Linked DNA regions of Homo sapiens: region 1 is linked to region 2. A link is a loop called in an ENCODE intact Hi-C map of the cell type or tissue named here. Cell type or tissue: Calu3. All regions are shown on one strand. Each heading gives the region's core, and the rest is flanking DNA. Links, peaks and the distances in the headings are about the cores only. Region 1 overlaps SPON1 (spondin 1). Region 2 has its middle 12 kb from the start of LINC02548.

Region 1 (2,925 bases), core at 103-2,602, 270 kb before region 2:
ATTATGAATCTGTAAGAAGGGTATCTAGTACACAGCATTTTGCAAACATTTGACCACAGAAATCATTTTCCTGCCCATCTATTTCCATTTCCCAAACCATCATTCTGTGGCACATAAGTTTGGAGAAACAGGTTTGAGATAATGCTACCTTCCAGAGGAAAACTCCTTTGGCTGGTTAATACCTTTTATCACCTATTATAACTCACTGAAAGGAGGTCAGGAGGCCAGATAGGAAGTGGCACCAGAGGGCCATTTTGATGGGCAAAGAAGAAGATAGCATCATAAAGTGGAGCTCAGGGCTAATGGAGGTCACATGTGGGTCTCGGGGCAGCCTAAGCAGTGTTTAAGGATTCTAGGTGCTGTATGTTCCGAGAAAAGAAAAAGTGTTAAATTCCAGGTGGAAAAAGTCAAAGATTATCTTCACCTGGTTTGTAATTTTTCTTAACCAGCCCTAATATAATTATCTCTGGTAGGACAGGGTGGCCAGGAGAATCATCCTATTTGATGAAAATAGAGATTCTAGCAAATGAATCTTTATGGAACACTTCACCAATGATAGTCTATGGTGCTATTGAGAATTCAGATAAGGGAGGGCAGAGAGATGATGCAACTTTCTGATGCTCAGTAAAGAACTTTTTTTTTTTTCCCTGCAATCACACCACAAAGTCTTTGATAAACTGCAGGGAAGGATTCCATGTTTACTTACTTCAGAATCACGCAGCCTGTTCCCGCTGGTGGTGCTATCCAAAACACCTGGATCCGGGTCCTCCTCCGTGGAGTGCTTTCAGTGACTGCAACAGGGCAATTGCTCATAAACTGAGTTTCTTCTTCGTCTATGATCTACGGAAAACCAGTGGGAAATAAATACATGCAACATCATTTTGAGAGGGCGCTTAAGCTTCTAAGTTGGTACTTCCTTAACTTTATTTTTAAACTTATCATTTTATGTTAGCAACTCTGTATCCCCAGGCACCAGAATAGTGCTTGGCATAAAGTCCCAGTCAACGCTTGTTGAATGAATTAACATTGTATGAGGACGCAGACTGGGCACATCTTTGCTCTCTGGGACCAAATCTTGTGTCAGCACTTTGAGGAATTAACCACTAGGTGATGATCTTGCTTATTTCAATAGAACGACCTGTGTCCCACTTTGGGGAAGAAGGAGGATGGGGGAGGGGTAATCCAAATCAAACACTGCATAGCAAAACTTCATAACTCAGCTACAATTTTATAACTTAAAATGTTAAAACACCCTTTTGGAGGAAGTATAGCAAAGTATATAAAGTATCCCAGCTTCATAGCACTTTTTACTAGCGCAGTTCCTACTTCCTTAATCTGTGCATTGTATTTACTAATCAGTATTCTCCCAAATTAACCATCAAAGTTTCCTATGATGCTACAAACAAGATGGTAGCCTTTCCCATTCCCCAAGGATGTTCCATCTCTTCTCCTGCCTGTTGCTTCTGGGCCTCCTGTGGTATTTCCCTATCCCTCTTGCAGAACTATAGTATATTAGACCTGAAAGGATCTTTTGGGAGAAAGTAATCTAAATCCAATTGGTTTTAAGTGCCAACTCCAATAGATTGGTAGTAGCTGTATCATGAATAGTGTTGATAGCATTACTAGATAACATTCATTGAGTGTTTAATATGTTCTAGGCACTAAGTTAAGTGCTTTATCTGACTTAATCTTCAAAACACAATCTTATTAAATTATTATACCTATATTGTATTTATTTTACTTTTAAAAATTCCTTTTCTTTTTAGGACAACAGACAAAAGGAATGAAGTACCTCAAACTCCATAGTTTATCATATAATTTTATCACTGGACAAAGCAAAGACCATTTTCTATTACTTTTTATCTTTATACTTTTTATCCTACTTCCATTTTTCCTCCTCTACTTAGCATTCACTCCTAAGTATTTGTGTTGTTCTGAGTGTGTGTGTGTTATTTAGAATTGTTTTGTGTTTTAATGGTTCTTTCATTCAACTTTACACTTTTGAGCTATATCATTGTTACTACATGTAAATGTAATTTGTTTATGACTGTTGCCTAGTATTCCATTGCATGCATAGATCACATTTTATGTAACCATTCTTCCAGTGAGGGGCACTTAGTTGACTTCCAGTTCCTTGTCTCCACAAATATTGATGTAATGAAGAACCTCATGCTGCTGTACTTGTGATCAGAGTTTCTCAGCAAGATTGATAATGTAGTAGGATTGCTAAGTTGTGGGTATAGTCATATTAATTTCACTAAGTACTGCAGAATAGCTATACCTTTTATTCTATCAGCCATGTACTAGTGTTCCTAATTTCCTCCATATCCTCACCAGTACTTGTTATTACTGGATTTTCTAACTGTTTCCAATCTGATGCTTATAATGTAGTATCTTATTTTAATGTTACTACATTTGATCATCTTCACAAATTTATCAGGTTTGCCTTTCTGCAAATTGTCTATTCAAAATCTTTGCCAGTGGATTCTATTGTCTTTTTCTTGCTGTTTTGGGGGATTTTCTAGACATGAATACCTCAACATCTACAAATATCTTTTCCTTTCTGGCACCCAGAGGTTAGTCTTACCTTTGGAATTCTTCATTTAGCAGAAATAACTTTCTTCTAGTCAAATTCATCAACTTATCTCCTATGGCTTGCACTTTTATGATCTTGCCTAAAGAAACTGAGATCATATAGATATTCTCCAATATTTTCTTTCATTAGCTTTATAATTTTCCCTTTCACATTTAGGTCTTCAATCCATTTGGAGTTTATTTTTTAATATGATAGAGTAGGGATCCAACTTCATTTTTTAAAAAAACATTAATAAATTTTATTTTCTTAGAGCACTTTTAGGTTCACAGCAAAACTGAGTGGAAAGTACAGGGTTATCCCACATATTCCCTGTCCCTTCACCCCTACAC
Region 2 (2,925 bases), core at 265-2,764:
TAATGCCTCTGGCTTTGCTCTTTTTGCTTAGGATTGCTTTGGCTATTCTTTCCTGAACATTGACAAGAGAGAAGAATTTCTGTCCTCTGAACAGAGAACTAGATAGAGCTGGCCTTACCTTAAACCAATGATTTCCAGAGTGTACACAGCAACAGATAAGAAAGACCTTTGATGGAGTGAAGGAGGGAACTATTAGACATTATTTATTTATTTATTTATCTAATTTATTTAAAATTAGAAATAAATTAAGGTCTAATAATTTTTAATGTATGGATTGACAATAGGACCTGTAAATTATGAATAAACATTCACATATTGTGGGTGCCTGCTCCAGAACAATTTTGGTAATGATGATCAGTGGTCACTGCCTTAGCATGGCCTCAGATAATAGCACTGCCATTTCTCTGATCTACTCTTGCTTGAAATTGATTCATAAAAGACCTTGAGTGTCAGGCTAAGGGGTCTGGCCTTTATTCCATGGCTTCGAAAGCCCTCAGAAGGTTTTAAGTACAGCATAGTAATTAATGGTGTGGGTTCTACAACCAGATGAATAATTTATTAGCTCTAATATTTACTACCTCTCTGACCTTGGGCATGTAATTTAGCCCTTTTAAGCCTCTGTTACCTCATCTGTAAAACAGGATAATAAAAGTAACCACCTCCTGATGTTGCTATAAAGATTAAAAAAGAGAACACATTCAGAGCACCTCCTGTGGAGCTTGGCATGCCGTGAGCCATCAATAAGTGTTTGCTATAATTCTATTTTAGGATTCCACTCTCTTGGCCCCGACATCTCCATGTAAGATTCAGACCTCAAGCCACCGCATTCTAGAACTAGCTCTTCAAATACAGGTGGAAACTGCTAAAACGCAGTATTTGAAGATGTAAATTCTTTGGTTTTTAAGACCTCCTCCCTCATTACTCAGTTCTGGGCATAGTGGCTTTATAAGGGGCTCAGATAACCTGCTAAGGCACATCTGGAAGGTGTAAGCTGATATATTTGGCATTTGTCTCCAAGATTTAAATCCAGGTCTACCACACTCCAGTGTACCAACCTGTCTTTATTCTATTATGGTAAGCTCTAAAACTGGTTCCTCCTCAAATGACTTTTTCAACTTCAAAATATTATTACTTCCTCGTTTAACATCACAGCATTGGGGCTGCACCTGTCCCCACCACTAATCAGCATTAATTGAATTTTTAAATCCAAATTAAAAATGACAGGTGGTGCTATTATGTTCTTAGCCACTCAACTTCTAGCTGGTTTTAAAATTGCATTCTTCTCCCCCTCAGAAAATCCAAATCATTTTCTCAGTTTAAGAAGGAAGTATTTGCAGGTGCTGAATTTGTCCTTGTAGCGCTAATGCTGAGTGATCCTCTGCCAAATTACATTCAAGAGCGCCATCTCCTGTCCAAAGTTTAAAAGAAAATGAACAAATAAGCAGGTGCCTAAATAGTCTTGTGCCTTTAATCAGCTGCTTAACTAGTTAACCATGAAAATGAGCTTTTTAGGGCTAATGAGAGTTACCCAATTTGCAGACATTGGGTGTTTTTTTTTGTACCATGATTTTCCAGCTGCTTGCATCCCGCCTCCTTTACAGTGTGTAGCACCTGCTTATGCTGCCTTGTTGGTGTACATGGTGTTGCTTAAAGGCCCCTCCTGGATGCTGAGAGGCATGGCATGTGCTAGGTCTCCCAGGTTGAAAATCTGATTCAGGATTCCAGACAGGCTTCTGGGTTTAGCGTAGGACCTGGGAATCAGGTATGTGTTCTTTATATTTAAATATTAGACAAGAAAGTTATAAGAAGTCAGGTTGAACTTTATCGATACTCTATAAAAGCAAAGAAATGATTGAAAATCAAAGCAACCTGGTCCAGAGTCAGCACATCTATGGCTATCACTCTGCCTATAAAGAAAATGCAGGTACTTCTGCAGTAATCAAATATGTATATTTCTGATGGGAAAAGAGAAACATCCTTTCTATAAAATTGCAAACTAAAAATAATTAAGACTTGTAGGGAAAATAGGATTGAGGCAGACAATTCAAAACATATGCAGCTTTGCAACCAGAACATTAACAAAGGTAATAACATCTTAATTAAAATACCAGCACAGTTTAAAGAGTATGCTCACTCAGTGCTTAATAAATAAATTCTACATGAAATAAAGGACTTTGCCTTAAAAAAGAAGAAAGGCCAGGCATGGTGGCTCACGCCTGTAATCCTAGCACTTTGGAAAGCTGAGGCAGGCAGATCTCTTGAGGTCAGGAGTTCAAGACCAGCCTGGCCAACATGCTGAAACCCCATCTCTACTGAAAATACAAAAATTAGCCAGGCGTGGTGGTGCAAGCCTGTATCAGCTACTCTGGAGGCTGAGGCAGGAGAATCACTTGAACCCAGGAGGCGGAGGTTGCAGTGAGCTGAGATCGTGCCACTGCACTCCATCCTGGGTGACAGAGCGAGACTGTCTCAAAAAAGAAGAAAAAGAAAGAAAGGTTGGGTAATTTGATGAAAGGCAATATAAGAGAACTCATAGTCTTCTGAGTCATGAAAATAAGGAAAAAAACTGCACAGGATCAGGGAGAACTGAGCCCTGGGCACTCCTGAGCCAGAGATTATGGCTCGCCTAAGGTCAGAGAGACTTGAAGCAAATGAGAACTGTGGACCACACTGCTTCCCTTATCAGCCTGCTGCATTCAGCTGTTTGTGCCTTCCGCCTTTGTCTTCTGACATTTGCCTGTGCAAAATGCTGACTGGCTGGGAACATCATAGATGAACCAGTGTAATATCCCATTTTACTGACATTGTTCCACCATACATCAACCCCATTTGAGCTAATTTATGTTAAAATCACACACAAACACACAAGTGTTATAGCAAAACAGACTGAGCGTGGGATGCTTCTCCAGCATACATCTTAACACT

Evidence for each region. Hi-C counts contacts between places; a loop is a spot of excess contacts. Peaks named below come from ENCODE experiments on the same cell type or tissue, not always from the same donor. Only the 100,000 strongest peaks of a DNase experiment are listed, where the experiment ranks them.
Region 1: a loop joins it to region 2, with 2.9 times the contacts of the local background. A loop is called at or near these places in 5 of 110 quality-filtered maps.

The regions. Positions count from the first base shown.
Region 1 is chr11:14,039,436-14,042,360 of GRCh38, reverse strand. SPON1 (spondin 1) reads right to left here. Exons shown (of 16, transcript NM_006108.4): 3 at 707-840. Among named protein-coding and RNA genes, the nearest start is that of SPON1, 78 kb to the right of the region's middle. In Calu3, for the core only: CTCF peaks have their summits at 896 and 1,127; no DNase peak of the experiment used is centred there.
Region 2 is chr11:13,771,122-13,774,046 of GRCh38, reverse strand. No RefSeq gene overlaps it. Among named protein-coding and RNA genes, the nearest start is that of LINC02548, 12 kb to the left of the region's middle. In Calu3, for the core only: a CTCF peak has its summit at 1,409 (motif pointing left); a DNase peak (open chromatin) is centred at 1,396.